Regions from separate parts of the Homo sapiens genome. Here region 1 is linked to region 2. The links are chromatin loops, found by intact Hi-C in ENCODE. Cell type or tissue: endothelial cell of umbilical vein. All regions are shown on one strand. Each heading gives the region's core, and the rest is flanking DNA. Links, peaks and the distances in the headings are about the cores only.

Evidence for each region. Peaks named below come from ENCODE experiments on the same cell type or tissue, not always from the same donor. Only the 100,000 strongest peaks of a DNase experiment are listed, where the experiment ranks them.
Region 1: a loop joins it to region 2, with 14 times the contacts of the local background. A loop is called at or near these places in 1 of 110 quality-filtered maps.

What each region holds. Positions count from the first base shown.
Region 1 is chr4:53,317,674-53,325,455 of GRCh38, reverse strand. All of the region lies in intron 2 of SCFD2 (sec1 family domain containing 2), which reads left to right. Among named protein-coding and RNA genes, the nearest start is that of SCFD2, 44 kb to the left of the region's middle. In endothelial cell of umbilical vein, for the core only: no CTCF peak of the experiment used is centred there; DNase peaks (open chromatin) are centred at 2,595 and 3,975; H3K27ac peaks cover 2,547 bases.
Region 2 is chr4:53,097,911-53,105,692 of GRCh38, reverse strand. All of the region lies in intron 5 of SCFD2 (sec1 family domain containing 2), which reads left to right. Among named protein-coding and RNA genes, the nearest start is that of SCFD2-AS1, 170 kb to the right of the region's middle. In endothelial cell of umbilical vein, for the core only: no CTCF peak of the experiment used is centred there; DNase peaks (open chromatin) are centred at 1,992, 4,182 and 4,662; H3K27ac peaks cover 3,939 bases.

The DNA.
Region 1 (7,782 bases), core at 1,978-5,977, 220 kb before region 2:
TCTATTTTTTACTCCTTCATCTTTCTTCTTTTTTATTTCCTGGCTAATTCTTTGTGATTTGATTGAATGGTGCAATCATTATTTTTGTTAATCATTTATGTTTTGGTGGGTCATGGCTCTCAAGTGCATTTTACCTTCAAGAATGGGAGAGCTTCTAGGAATGTGTTATTAGAATTATTGTCCTCTGTGCCCCCTAGAAAGGCAGTGAGTCTTCTCTTTTTTTTTTTTTTTACTGTCACAAATATGTAAGCGTGCGCGCACGCGCACACACACACACATCTGTAGTAATTTTCTAGGTTATATTACGTTCTTAAGGAGAGTGAATATCAGAAACAAAAGTAAGAGGGAAGTTAGAGTTTTTATGGTGAGAAAAGGAGTATTGCAAGGTGGGTTAGGGTTGGAGATAGAGGGCCTGATTGTTGGTTGGGGATCATATGTATCTTCTCTTGGTGAGGCAAGCCTCAAGAACCTTACCCATGTGTCACAATTTGATTTTATCTACTTTCCTAGGCCTTATTTGACTAAGACATAGTTAATTAGTATCAATATTTGTATTAACAATATTTTCTTGTTTTCTGTTTCTTTGATGCTCTGGCACCTGGAGTCTAGAAATAGCAAACAACTAGTCAGGGAATGAGCCTCTCATATGCAAACTTATCAGTCAGAACTCACCCCTCTTCCCTCTGCTGGGCTCTTATGCTCCCAGCCAATATTCCCCTGCCCTCATCACCCCAGCGCCATGTACCGGACAACCAGAGCCCACAGAAATGATTTAAACCAGCACATCCTAAGCCCCCTCAGCCTGCTTACCCTGCCTTGGCCATTCCTTCCCACAAAATCCACAATAAGGGCATGAGCCTGTGTTTTTCCCTTGTTCCCTCTGCCTCTTGACCAACGCTGGTGCTTCCCCATGTGGCCCTGCCTGGCATGTCATGCCTCCTGTTTCAAGGGATCTGTGAGTATAAGAACTTCTTCCTTTTTGACAGTCATTTCTGTCCCTATGTATCCTGGATACTTTTTTTTTTTTTTTTTTTTGGAGAGACAGGGTCTCACTCTGTCACCCAGGCTGAAGTGAACTGGTATGATCATAGCTCATTGTAGCCTCAAATTCCTGGACTCAAGCGATCCTCTTGTTTCAGCCTTTTAAGTAGCTAGGACTACATGTGTGTGCTACCATGCCCAGCTAATTTTTAAATTTTTTTGTAGAGATGGGGTCTTGCTAGGTTGCCCAGGCTGGTCTTGAACTTCTGGCCTCAAGCGATCCTCCTGCCTTGGCCTCCCAAAGTGCTAGGATTATAGGTGTGAGCCATTGTGCCTGGCTCCTGGGTACATTTTTAAATAGTATCGAAGACATTTATTAGGGGATGGTGTGCTTCTAGTCCACAAGGTTTCAACCTTGTGCAAGTTGTTCAATGCCTTCCTAACTTTGCTATTCCTTGTGGGAAATATTCAAGACCTGTGTGCTTGTTATCCCTTTATTTGGGGTTTTTAATAGGAATTCCTGTCTCCTTTATTAATAGGGTAATTGTGGCTGCAAAAATTTAGAAGGAAGCCTGAAGATTCCTCTTTACTCTGTTCCTTAGGCCTGGAGCCTTTCAAAGTGGTTTCCCAGGTTTTTGGATATCATGGAACACAGAAATTAAGCAACACCATAGAGCTCTCTACTTTTGTCACACAATACACACACATACACACACACAGAATTATTTATCTTACTATATTGAAAATGCTTTAAATAGAATATTTTTTACAGGTTGACTATAATGAAAAAGGAAAGGCTAGGCACATTGGCTTATGCCTGTTATCCCAGTATTTCGGGAGGCTGAGGTAGGAGGATGGCTTGAGCCTAGTTAGAGACCAGCCTGGGCAACATAGTGAAAATTCATCTCCGCAAAAAGTAAAAAAAAAAAAAAAAAAAAAAAAAATTAGCTGGGCATGGTGGCATGCACCTGTAGTCCTGGCTACTCAGGTGGGAGGGTCACTTGGTCCAGGAAGTCTAGGTTGTAGTGAGCTGTGATTATGCTACTATACTCCAACCTGGGCTACACAGGGAGACCCTGTCCCAAAAAAACAACAACAAAAAAGAACTACTGTATATTCTTCTCTCCTCAGAGTTGTAACACTTCAACACTGTTCTGTAGTTCTAGAGTATCAAAGGAGATAGTACAAAACATCTTAACAAAATCTGTGGGAGTTAAGATAGTTAATAATAGGGGCAATGCAAATTCCTATTTCAGCTGAACCAAAACTCAAGCTGGTTTTTAATCAATTGGTTTTTACCAATGAAGAGAAAATAAGCTATAATAATTTTCAACACATCAAGTTTTTCCAAGGCTTTGAAGCTTCATACAAATGTGCATATAGACACAATGGTGTCACCTACCAAAGTGATAGATACTGGAGTCACTGTATAATCATTGCATATAAGATTATGCTGATTGAAATGAACCTTCTTCATGGAGGTGAGTGACAGAAGGGTGAAGCAGGCAGATACATTTGCTTCTAAGAGCTTCTATAAAACTGTCACTAACTCTTTGTCCTAGAGTTCCTTGACACATGAATTAATCCTTAACTTTCCATGGCTTGAATTTGAGCCAAAACACACAGATGTAATCAATCCAGCCTAGAGTTCCCCAGTGGAGCAAGTGCTGATCTGTGTACTGGATCATGTACTAATGTATAGGAACTCAAAGTATATCCTTTAGAGTCAGAAAAATGTGGCAGAGAAGGGATATGTGTTTGGTTTTTAAGTAATCTAATTGTGTTATTGATTTAAAATCCTCATACTGAGTTAATCCATTTATGCATTAGAAATCTATATGAAAAACAGTCTTTCTTATGCTTTACTGTTTTCTAAGAGGAAATTATTAATACGTTTGTGTTGATTATAGTGTTAATCATTAATGGGCTGATAGAGAGTAGGAATAAAAAATGTTTATACTGAGATGAAACTCAAATACTCTCTATTTTATGTGATGGTTAAACAGTTAATACGTTGTTATCTAGTCCGTTTTTTAAGGGTGGATTATTTGTGCCTCTCCTTTGTAGACCATATAGGGTAACTTTCTGATGTTGCCATGCCATTTGTAAACTGTCATGGTGCTGGTGGGAGTGTCTTTTAGCATGCTAATGCATTATAATTCGTGTATAATGAGCAGTGAGGACAACCAGAGGTCACTTTCATTGCCATCTTGGTTTTGGTGGGTTTTGGTCGGCTTCTTTACTGCAAGCTAAAACAGCTTGCAGTAAGGTCTTCATGATCTGTACCTTGTGCTAACCTCCTATCTCATCCTGTGACTTAGAATCCCAAGCCATTTGGGAATGCAGTCCAGCAGGTCTTAGCCTTATTTTACCCAGTCCTTATTCAAGATGGAGTTGCTCTGGTTCAAACGCCTCTGACAAGCCCAGGTTAGGTGTTGCACTTTCCCAAAGTTCTCAATCTCTGTTTTTATCACCCTGCTGGAGTGTGCTCAGTTTCACCTTCCCTGCTAGATGGCTAGCTCCATGCAGGCAGGGTGTGGGAGGATGCTCACAGCCATGTTTCCAGCATCCATGCCCAGCTCACAGAAAGTGCTTATATTTTGAAAGAAAGAATGAACAAAGGGCTGCTTTCCAGTACCAAGGGACTCTGTCACATATCTTGCACTTAGCTGCTTTTGCTTCTATTGAGATGAAGATTAATTGGTACATTTGTTAAAGATGTAATTGTTTTAAAAGGTAGTCAAGAGGAAAGATGACTATTGAAGCCTCTGTGAATAATTTAATTAGAAAACCTACCTTCAGAGCTCATTAAGCTCACCCCTCATGGAAGCCATTATTCCCTGCTGTGAAAAACTATGACTCAGCTTGCCTTCTGTTTAAAATTAGTTGAAATTGTTTGGGTTTTTTGTTGTCATTGGATTTCTGTTGGAATACTGTGACTATTATTGCATATCCTGTGATTAAGCTTAACTTCCTGTGCATGCCACGAAGAAACTAAGTTTAGTCACAAGATAATGGTACGCGTTCACATTTCACCCTCATCTCTTAATTGCATGCCTTCTACTTGATTGAAGTATCACCATGATTCAACATTCAGCCACCTTTTAAAAATTTTGCTGTCTTCTTTCTATTTTATTTGGTGATGAATATTTCCTGTTAGTTTCTAGCAGACTGCATTTGACATTTCATACATGCCAACCCAAGGCAGCTTCTAAGATTTCATTCAGAGTTGAGTAATTCTGGTGAATAAAGAGCCAGGAATGAACTGAAATGACCATATTTTCATGTACAGAAGTTTCTTGAAAGACCTTAAAGAGCTATTTGTAGCAGGTTATTATTATGTGTATGTCATTGGTCTTCTTCAAACATGACAATTTGTAAAAACAGTTTGATTTTTAAGAATTCAGAATAATTTATCAAAAAATGACAATTAGTATGTATTGGCATTTTAAATAGTTACTGACAATATAGAAACTACTTATATTTCATAGAATAAATATTCTACTTTCATGTTGTATATTTCAAGGAATCTATTTTAACAAATTAAATTGTATTCTGGTAGCTACAATGAATTCAGTTTATGTCTTTTGAAACCATGATATTAAAAACAGAAAAAAGGGAAGAAATTGTTTAATTTATATTCCACAAGCTGTTGGTAATTTTTTTGTTGTTGTTAATTCTTTTTATTGCTGTCACTGGACTTGTGAAAAAGAAAAAGAGGTTTAATAAAAGAAATAGCAGCATGGGATATTCACTTATCTTTTGCTGACCTTTGGAAAGTTAATCAAATTTGTGCATGTGAAGTTTGAGGACCATGGCATAATGGAAACCTTATTTTTATTTTTTATTGATTTTTTGAGACAGGGTTTTACTCTTCTCTCCCAGGCTGGAGTGCAGTGGTGCAATCTCAACTCACTGCAACTTCCACCTCCCAGGTTTAAGTGATTTTCCTACCTCAGCCTCCTGAGTAGCTGGGATTGCCGGCGTGCACCACCATGCCCAGCTAATTTTTGTATTTTTAGTAGAGATGGGGTTTCACCATATTGACCAGGCTGGTCTCCAACTCCTGACTTCAGGTGATCCGCCTGCCTTGGCCTCCCAAAGTGCTGGGATTACAGGCGTGAGCCACCACACCCTGCCTGGAAACCTTATAAATATAGCTTGTTGGGGACCCAAGGAATCTCAGAAATTGGCATTTTAGTTCAAGCCTTTTATTTTACAGAACAGTGTAGAATTATGGTAAACAGATGGATTTTGGAGTTCACAGCAACCTGAGTTCAAACCCTAATTTACTGGGCATGTAATTTGGGTAAACTGTTTTATCTCATTTAGAATCAGTTTTTTCACTTATGAAATGGGGTCCAATGATACTTATCCTGAAAGGTTGTTGTTATTAAATGAGATAATATAGTCATGCTGCCTATGACATAGTTTTCAATAAGTGAAAATTATAACATTAGTAATAACTGTAAGGGGATATAAAGCACCAAAAAGACTAACCAAGTTACAGAAGCAGCCCATTGGCACTTCCAGTGGTGGACCTGAGCTGTAATCCTCCTTTTTAATTTTTGTAATATAATGAGATGTTAGGCAACTCGTTTCATTTTGTCTCAATTTTATCAGTGTTAAAAATAAGTAGAGACGGGTGGGCCTAGTGGCTCATGCCTGTAATCCCAGCACTTTGGGAGGCCAAGTTGGGTGGATCACCTGAGGTCAGGAGTTTGAGACCAGCCTGGCCAACATGGTGAAACCCCGTCTCTACTAAAAATACAAAAATTAACCAGACGAGATGGCGCATGCCTGTAATCCCAGCTATCCAGGAGGCTGAGGCAGGAGAATCACTGGAACCCGAAGGTGGAGGCTGCAGTGAGCTGAGATCATGCCACTGCACTTGAGCCTGGGTGACAGAGCGAGACTCCTTCTAAAAAAAAAAAAGAAAAAAAGTAGAGGCTATTTCCCCTTCTTTCTTTCCCAAGGACATGTTGTACATAGAGTTAGAGCTAGATTGGAAATAATACCTGTAAGGCAATTTAGACTAGGTTTTTGCTTTTTCAGTTATATGAATGATATATATGTAGAATGATTAAAAATTCATCAAAGTCTTCTTGGAGGGAAACATTTAAGGAAAAAGGCTGAATAAAAGTGGAAAATTAGCATTGTGTAGCCAAGTGACTGTCAATGGCTAATTTTGACCCACAAGGGGAATAGTATGATATTGCTTAAAACAAAAGTGTGCAGAGTTCTTAGAGCTTTACCTGCTTCCGGAATTAATGTGGATCTACTTTACTCTTCACTCCATTCCATCCTGTCCTTTGTGGGACCCATGTGTGAACTTAAAGGATATTATGGATTTGAAAAGAAAACCAACATGAAAAGTGAAAAACAATTGACGTTCTGCATAATTGATTCTCTTTGATGATTTGCATAATATAAGCATGGCATGGTATAGTATTAAGATTACTGGGTTTAGAAGCCATTTGCCTCAGTTGTGATTTTGCCTTTTAAAGATTGAGGTTACTTAAATCAGTCAGTTGCCTCTCTGAGGCTCTTTAAATTGGATTTAAGGAGCTTCAGATAATAGTTTAGCTCAGGAGATGAGGATCAAATGAGATATAAGAAGTTTTGTAAATTCTGAAATGCTTTTGAAATAGAATGGAGTGATGGTATTTGAAACTATATTTAACATTGTATTTTATTCACCTTTCAAAAATTTTCCTTAATTTGGCCATCAGGGGAAAAAAAAAAACAACTCTTTTAGGGTGGGCCTGATTATCAAAAAGATGTTGACCAGCTGTTCCTGAACTTAAGATAAAAGATTAAGCTAGATGAATGAGATTTATAGTAGAGCACAAAGGGTTTAGGTTTAAATAGAGTCCAATCAGAGTTTTGATTTGTTTGAAGCTGTAGTGTTTTTCTCAGGAATATTATAAATTTTTCTTTAGGTGCTTTTAAAAACTAAAAATAGATTTTTCATCTGTCTGTATTGGGTTAGGTAGAGTCCTGCTGAAGATATAAAGATGATTAATATCTTTATATTAGCAAACCTCTAATGTTTGCTTCTGACCCAAGAGTTGTACAACCATTTAATAAGTCAGTCTGGAAATAGAATATAGAATCTGAACTCCTTGTAAAAGTAATAACTGTAGTTTTAAAAGGTCCTGCAGAATTTTACAATAATTAAATTGAAGAGATAAGCTGAAACAAAAGTCATTGCTTAAAAGTCTTTGTAAGAAAAACACTAACTTTCTATAGCTGTCTGTTTTGAAGTAAGCTATAGTAAAGTTCTCAATTTTATTCCTGAAAAATAAAAATTATTTACATCAACTTGTCATATATAAGGAGATTGCTTGCATTGGAGTTTTCAGTGTGTATGAATTCTACATTATCTATTGTTGACCTTTTCATATTAGAAAATGAAGTCGCTGACAGTGATTGTACATATATGTACACAAGTAGTGGGGGAAGACCACTGCAGTTCTACAAAAGGCTTCCTTCTATATCTTACAAGAAAATTCTGCCCTTTGATTTTTCTTTTATTACTACTGCTGCTGCTACTACTACTGCTGTAGCACTTGTGTGTCAGGATTTGTTCTAGGTGCTTTAGATGTATTAGCCCATTTGATTCTTATAACAGCTTACTGAATATGTACTATTACCATCCCCATTTAGGAGAGGAGAAAACATGTACAGAGAGAAGAAGCCCTCCTAGGGACATAGAGCTAGTAGGTGGCAAAATGGCACCTTGTGTTGTTTGGTCCAGAACCTATGCCCCTGCCACTCTGCAGTCTTGCCTAGTAATAA
Region 2 (7,782 bases), core at 1,857-5,856:
CCCTGACTGGGGCTGCTGCCTTACTTTCAGACATGCCCTGCCCAAAGAGGAGGAATCTAGAGAGGCAATCTGACTACTGCGGCTTTGCGGAGCTGCAGTGGGCTCCATCTTGTTTGAACTTCCCTGTGGCTTTGTTTACACTGTTAGGGGAAAACCACCTTTTCAAGTGTCAGAAATGGTAAACACCCCTCCCCCGACCAAGGTCGAGGGTCCCAGGTGGACTTCAGACTGCTGTGCTGTCAGTGAGAATTTCAAGCCAGTGGATCCTAGCATGCTGGGCTCCATGGGGGTGGGATCTGCTGAGCTAGACCACTTGGCTCCCTGGCTTCAGCCCCCTTTCCAGGGGAGTGAACGGCTCTGTCTCGGTGGTATTCCAGGTGCCACTGGGGTATGAAAAAAAACTCCTAAAGCTAGCTCGGTGTCTGCCCAAACGGCCGCGCAGTTTTGTGCTTGAAACCCAGGGCACTGGTGGTGTAGGCACGGAAGTGAATCTCCTGGTCTGCAGGTTGTGAAGAATCTGGGAAAAGCATAGTATCTGGGCCGGAGTGCACCATTCCTCATGGCACAGTCCCTCATGGCTTCCTTGGCTAGAGGAGGGAGTTCCCCGACCGCTTGCACTTCTGGGGTAAGGCAATGCCCCACCCCACTTCAGCTCGCCCTTTGTGAGCTGCACCCATTGTCTGACCACTCCCAATGACATGAGGCAGGTACCTCACTTGGAAATGCAGAAATCACCTTCCTTTTGTGTTGATCTCACTGGGACCTGCAGACCGGAGCTGTTCCTATTCAGCCATCTTGCCAGCCACTCTCTAATTCTCTTTTTACTACCAAATCTCTTAATTAGGCTGCGCTGTATGACCCCATGAGCTGTGGAGAACTAACTGTGAGGAAACGTCAGGTCATCTGTGTTTTGTGATGATATTCTGCAGTAATGATTAGCACAAGCTGTTCAGCTGACATGGATTTGTTTTTAGTTTAAATAAACTTTGTTTTTTAGAATGGTTTTAGATGTACAGAATAATTCAAAGCTAATACAGAGTTTCCATATAACCTGTATCCAGTTTTTCTTATTATTTACATCTTACGTTAGTATGGTACATTTACAAGTAACAATACAGTATTATTAACTAAAGTGTGGACTTTTTAAAGATTTCCTTAGTTTCTACCTAATATCCTTATTCTGTTCTAGGATTCCATCCAGGGTGCCATATTACATTTACTCATCACGTCACCTTTGGCTTCTCTTGGTTATGGCAGTTTCTTAGACTTTCTTTATTTTTGGTGACCATGACAGTATTGAGGAACACTATTTAGCATTTTGTATGCTCTTAGCTGGGATGAGTCTGATGTTTTTCTCATTATTAGATTGGTGATATAAATTTTGGGGAGAAAGACTGCAGAGGTAAAGTGTCATTTTCATTACATCGTATCAAGAGTATATACCATTGACATGATGTTGACCTTTATCACCTGGCTGAAGAAGCATTTTTCAGTTTTCTCTACTGTACAATTACTCTTCCCCCACTACTCCTGCTTTCATACTCAACTCTTTAGGAAGTAGCCCACACTTAATAAATAAGGAGTTATGCTCCACCTCCTTGAAGGCAATATACATACATAACATCTATAAAACCTCAGCATAATTATTAGGAATTCTTCTGCACAAGATAGTTTTCTCTTCTCCCTTTATTTACTTAATCAATTATTTATTTATATCAGTATGGACTGATACATATTTATTTTGTATTTTGGGTTATACTCCAATACGTCATTTTCTTTTTTTTTTTTTTTTTTTAGCTCATATTGTTCCAGCTTTGGCCATTGGGAGCTCTTTCAGTGGCATCTGTGTTGTCAACCCTTACGGCATTTTTTTTTCTTTTCTCCCATCCCCTACCCCATGCCTTTTTTTTTTTTTTTTTTTTTTACTTCCTTACTTTCTGGAACTACAAGACCCAGACTCATGTATATTTCCTGCCTTTGTCCTAGAATCAGCTATTTCTTCAGGGAACCCTGCTTCCTTTCACTGGAGGATATTGAAAATCAAGATCTGGTACTAGATATGCTCATTGCTACTGGAATGTCATTGTTCTTCTACATCCTCTTAGTTGACAGAGCAAGAAAATTATATATATATTTATATATAATATATATAAAAACCATGAAAATATAGATATCTATAAATATTTTTATGAAACATTCTATATCCAGATTAAGCTAAACATTTGTTTATACTAATGTCTTCAGCTGTAATCCATTACCAGGTGGAGCATTCTGTGTGAATAGATGGATTATAGCCTTATGTCCTTGTTCATCTGCACACTTCCACACCAACAGTGAAAAACTTGGCTCCCATAATTCTCCATCCATTTATTTGTTTAGATTCAGTTCAGACTCCCAACCCCTACTCACCCACAATACTAAGTAATGTAGCCTTCTTGGGGTGTTATATCCAGAGCCCTTTGCTAATCATCTCCCTTCAGTTATGTTAATTTTGATCACCCAGTCAAGACATTGATTTATATTTATTATGTTCTCCCTTGCAAGAAATAAGCAATGTGTGGTCATTTTCTTTGAGACCATACAAACATCCTGCTTCTCATCAAACTTTTCCCCATTGATTCTTCCCACAATCTTACAGTGATGGTTGTAAAGGGTGATTTTCAATTCCATTACACCCTGCACTCATCAGTTGACATTCTACCAGAAGGAAGAGCCTTTCCTTCTCTCCAGCTGTCTGCCTATGTATGTATGTATTTATTTATTATAAGTATAGACTCATGGATTCTTAATTCAATGAGTTGTAATGAATGAATTTGGGTACCTTATTGTTTTACATTTGTCAAGTAAGAGCTCCTGCAAGCTGGTTCCTATATTTTTGTTAGACATTGTGAAATTCCCCTACATAAGATTTACACCCTTTTGCCTTCCTGAAAATCATGTATAAAAATGGGCCTGTTTTTCTTCAGCCTCACCAACAAGCTTTTGTTTTTTTGTCAAACTGATGGATGAGAAATTGTTTTCAATATAATTTTAATATGAATTTTCCTTTTATGTAAAATTGAACATATTTTCATATTTTAATGTAATTTTATATCTTTTTTGTGTATTTTCTATTCCTGTCTTTTGCCCATTTTCTAGAGTACTTTTGATCTCCTTTCATCAACTTTTAAAAGTTCTTTATAAATTATGAATATTAGTTCTTTATATTATTTGCAAATATTTTCTTCTAATTTATTTGTCCTATCATTTTGCTTATGGTGTTTTTGCCATTCAATTTTTTTTAGTCAAATATGTCAATTTTTAAAAACTGCATCTGGATTTTTAGTCACAGAAGGCCTTTTCTACCCTCAGATTATAGAGGAATTATAGAGGAATTTATCCATCAAAAATTACTTGTATACTTTTACTTATTAAAAATCTGATCTATTTGAAGTTTGTGCTTACTGGATGACATGAGGAATGGATGAAAATTTATCTTTTGGAAATGGCTTTCCAATTGTCCCAACAGCACTTATTAAAATGTTCTTTGCTGCCCCAGCATTTTGAGTTGCACCTGTATCATATACTAGAATAATTTCCACCTGTGGTCAGGTCTTTTGCTGGACTTGCTGTTCTGCTTCATTGATTTGCATGTGCATTCATGTTCCAGGACCACACCGTTTTACTTATACAGATTTTGTGGTAGGTTTTAATATCTGATGTGGCTGTTATCTCCTCACAACTCTTTCTTTTCATTGTTTTTCTTGATATTCTCTTTTGGCTATTGTTTCATGTGAAAATTCATGTGTAGTAAAGTTCATTTGTTTATTTCCCAGGGGAGAAAAAGCTTATTGGTTTTTTTTTAATTGGGATGTCACAAAATTTATAAATTGACTTAGTGAGTACAAACATCTTTTGATGACATTGAGACATCCTAATCAAGAACCAGGAATGTCTTTCCATTTGTTCAAGTCTACATTTGTGTTTTGCAGAGTGTTTTATTAAAGTGTTGGTCCTATAGGTTTGAAACATTTGGAGTTTATTTCCAAGTATTATCTCTTTTTTCCATTGTTGTTGCAAATGAGGTTTTTCTCTACCATTATATCTTTTAAGTCACCCAGTGGTTCTTAAAGTTCTGATTAAAAGCACTACCAACTGCATTCTTTTCCATTTGAAACAACTATCTCAGTACAGCCAGACTGTGTGTTATGCATCAGAGATATTTCTTCCATGAGTAATTTCCTCTCTATCAGCAGATACATTTTAAACTTCACACATTACTGTTAACTAGAATCTACTGGAACCCTTCACTATCTAGAATTTAAAAGATCAACTACTATCAAATTAGAATATCATTCTGAAAACTCTGAGTTGCTCTTTGAATCAAAGAGAGTCAAAGAGTCAAAGAGAGGAACAGGACCAGAGAGAAGCCCCAATCTCCTTAGCAGTATGTCAGCATTTGGAAGTGCAGCTCTTTGACTAGGTTCATATACAGCATAGGGGTCCCTGTTGCAGATCCATAAAGCCACTGGTCCTGAGTTTCTACAAGTCAATCCTCTTTATAATGCATGAAAGCTGAAGTGTGTTTAAGTATTTTACCATACAGAAAGTATTGGTAGTTTCTTCCCTGTCCATGGAAGCTGCAGTGCTTCATGTAATCTTTGTGTTTGACATTTTTCTGTCTCCATCGACGCATTTGAAGTTGTGCCAGAGGTGGATATCTGTCTTTTTTTATACTTAATCTCTCAACTGTGGGTTTGCATGATTCATTCGAAAACATCATTTGGGGGTCGTGGTGATTATTTATGCAAAAATTCTGAGTATTTGCATAGTCATGAGATTTTAATGAAAACTTGCAAACCATTTTTTACAATTTACTTCTAACGTTGGTTATATCCTACATTCACTAAAAAAGAGATACTGAAAAATACTTAAAAAGAAAGCAAATTTTTGGGACCCAGAATAATGCTGAAGTAAAGCCAGAAATTCAGTTTCTGTAATCTTGAACACTTACTGGGTTTGGGCTGATTCCATAGGGAGCCTTATGTGTCTGTTCATTCTTTCCTGCTCCAGATTTTATTCTTACAGTACGCTTTGTTGGAATAGTTATAAAAGCAACTTTTTAATAATAAGAATTTGTAATATAGAACTAATGACCTTTCAACACCTAATTTAACAAAGGTAATGTAATTTTGCTATCTAGCGTGGATAGGAAGTGGTTCTTATGGCTAATTAAATAATCACGTTATGAAACCATTTCTATCCATTCATTCACATATGCACACATGCATGTGTACACATTTATTTTTTGTTTGTATAATTTATTTAGTATTTCATAACTATGATGGTACTTCTGATTATTGACTTCAGGACCATCACTAGGTGCCAGACACTATTATAAACAAGGTATTTATTCTTCTTAGAAGCCCTAGTAAGTAGTTGCTATTATTATCCTACATTGAACAGATGAGAGAACTGAGGCAAATTAAATAACTTGCCCAAGTTCAACCAGGTAGTAAATGTTGGCAATTTAATTCCTGAGCTCTTAACTACCACATGAGTAACAATTAGAAGAAGTGAAGGCTAAGATTACTAACATGACAAGCAACAGATTGCTATTATTATTATTGTTTTCTTCATCAGTTTCCTGATGTCCATTCTGATTTCCTTTTAGTTTGCTTATACCATTATTTATTGGTATTTATGAGACTTCCAAATTAGTTTTTTGTTCATATTTTCCTTGTCCACTGAACTAGAATGAGGTTCAATTCAGTGTCTTTTCCAGTATTTTATAAACTTTCACATACCTCTTACCCATAAATAATTTTTTAAAAAATTAAGGACAAAAATCCTCTGCTATGGTTTGGATGTTTGACCCCTCCAAACCTCATGTTGAAATTTGATCCCCGGTGTTGGAGGTAGTCCCTAATGGGAGGTGTTTGTTTGAGGCATGGGGACAGATACCTCATGAATAAGACTAATGCCCTCCCTAAGTGGGTAGGGGGAGTAAGTACTTGCTCTAATAGTTCCTTCTAGAGCTGCTTGTTAAAAACAGGCTGACACCTCTCCTCAGACTCTCTTGCTTCCTCTCTCACAATGTGATCTCTGCACATGCTGGCTCCCCTTCACCTTCCACCATGAATGGAAGCAGCATGAGGCCCTCACCAGAAGCCAAGCAGATGCTGGCGCCATGCGTCTTGTACAACCTGCAGAACCTTGAGCAAAATAAACCTCTTTTCTTGATAAATTACCCAGCCTTAGATATTCCTTCATAGCAACACAAAGTAGGCTAAGATGCCCTCAAAAGATTACTACCCATTAGAGGATATTTAATGAGGAAATGGGCTAATAATTATGGGTTTGATGGTTACAAGTTAAAAGGAATGTAATGATAACTTACTCTTTTCTCTTTCAACTCTCCGCTTTGTGAAATTTTGTGACCTCATGTGACAAAAGGAGATTGTAGAAGTAGTCTTATAGACATCCTTAGTGATTTGGAAAACTGGCGAAGACTTGTCATTGTTTACTGTTTGTATATTTCTAATATGAATGGTGGTGGTAGAAGTGATAGAAGCAATAGTACCAGTGCTTGTATTCATTCACTTAACAAACAGTTTTTGAATACTTACTGAGCGCCAGACACTGTTCTGGGTGTTTGAGATATACCAGTGAACAAAGCAGACAATGATTCACTTCCCTTACAGAGCTTACAGTTTAGCTGGAGGAGACAGCCAATAAACAGTAAACATGATTGATAGATAGGTACATACAAAGCTAGATGAATGATAGAGTATGTTAGAAGAATAGGTCTATGGAAACAAATAATATTACAGTTTTAAGGGAGTTGATGAGACTAAGAAAAAAATAATCATATAGTGGTTAAGGAAGTCAGAATGTGTGCGTGCATGTGTGTGTGTGAGTAATCATATAGTCATTAAGGGAGTCAGAGAGAGTGTGTGTGTATGTGTGTGCACACACACATGCATGTAGGAAGTATTAAATAGAGATGTCAGGGAAGAGGCTCATTGATCTTAAAGTACTGAGGAGATAACCAAGTGGCTATCTAGGGGAAGAGCTTTCCAGAGAGAGGGAACAGTTAGAGCAGTCTCTAAAGCAGCAGTGAGTCTGGAATGTTTAAAGAACAAAATGGGATATCACCACCAATCCCACAGAAATACAAACTACCGTCAGAGAATACTATAAACACCTCTGCGCAAATAAACTACAAAATCTAGAAGAAATGGACAAATTCCTGGACACATACACCCTCCAAGACTAAACCACAAAGAAGTTGAATTCCTGAATAGACCAATAACATGCTCCGAAATTGAAGCAATAATTAATAGCCTACCAACCAAAAAAAGTCCAGGACCTGACGGATTCACAGCCGAATTCTACCAGAGGTACAAGGAGGAGCTGGTACCATTCCTTCTGAAACTATTCCAATCAATAGAAAAAGAGGGAATCCTCCCTAACTCATTTTATGAGGCCAGCATCATCCTGATACCAAATCCTGGCAGAGACACAACAAAAAAAGAGAATTTTAGACCAATATCCCTGATGAACATCGATGCAAAAATCCTCAATAAAATACTGGTAAACCAAATCCAGCAGCACATCAAAAAGCTTATCCACCATGATCAAGTGGGCTTCATCCCTGGGATGCAAGGCTGGTTCAACATAGGCAAATCAGTAAACGTAAACCAGCATGTAAACAGAACCAAAGACAAAAGCCACATGATTATCTCAATAGATGCAGAAAAGGCCTTTGACAAAATTCAACAGCCCTTCATGCTAACAACT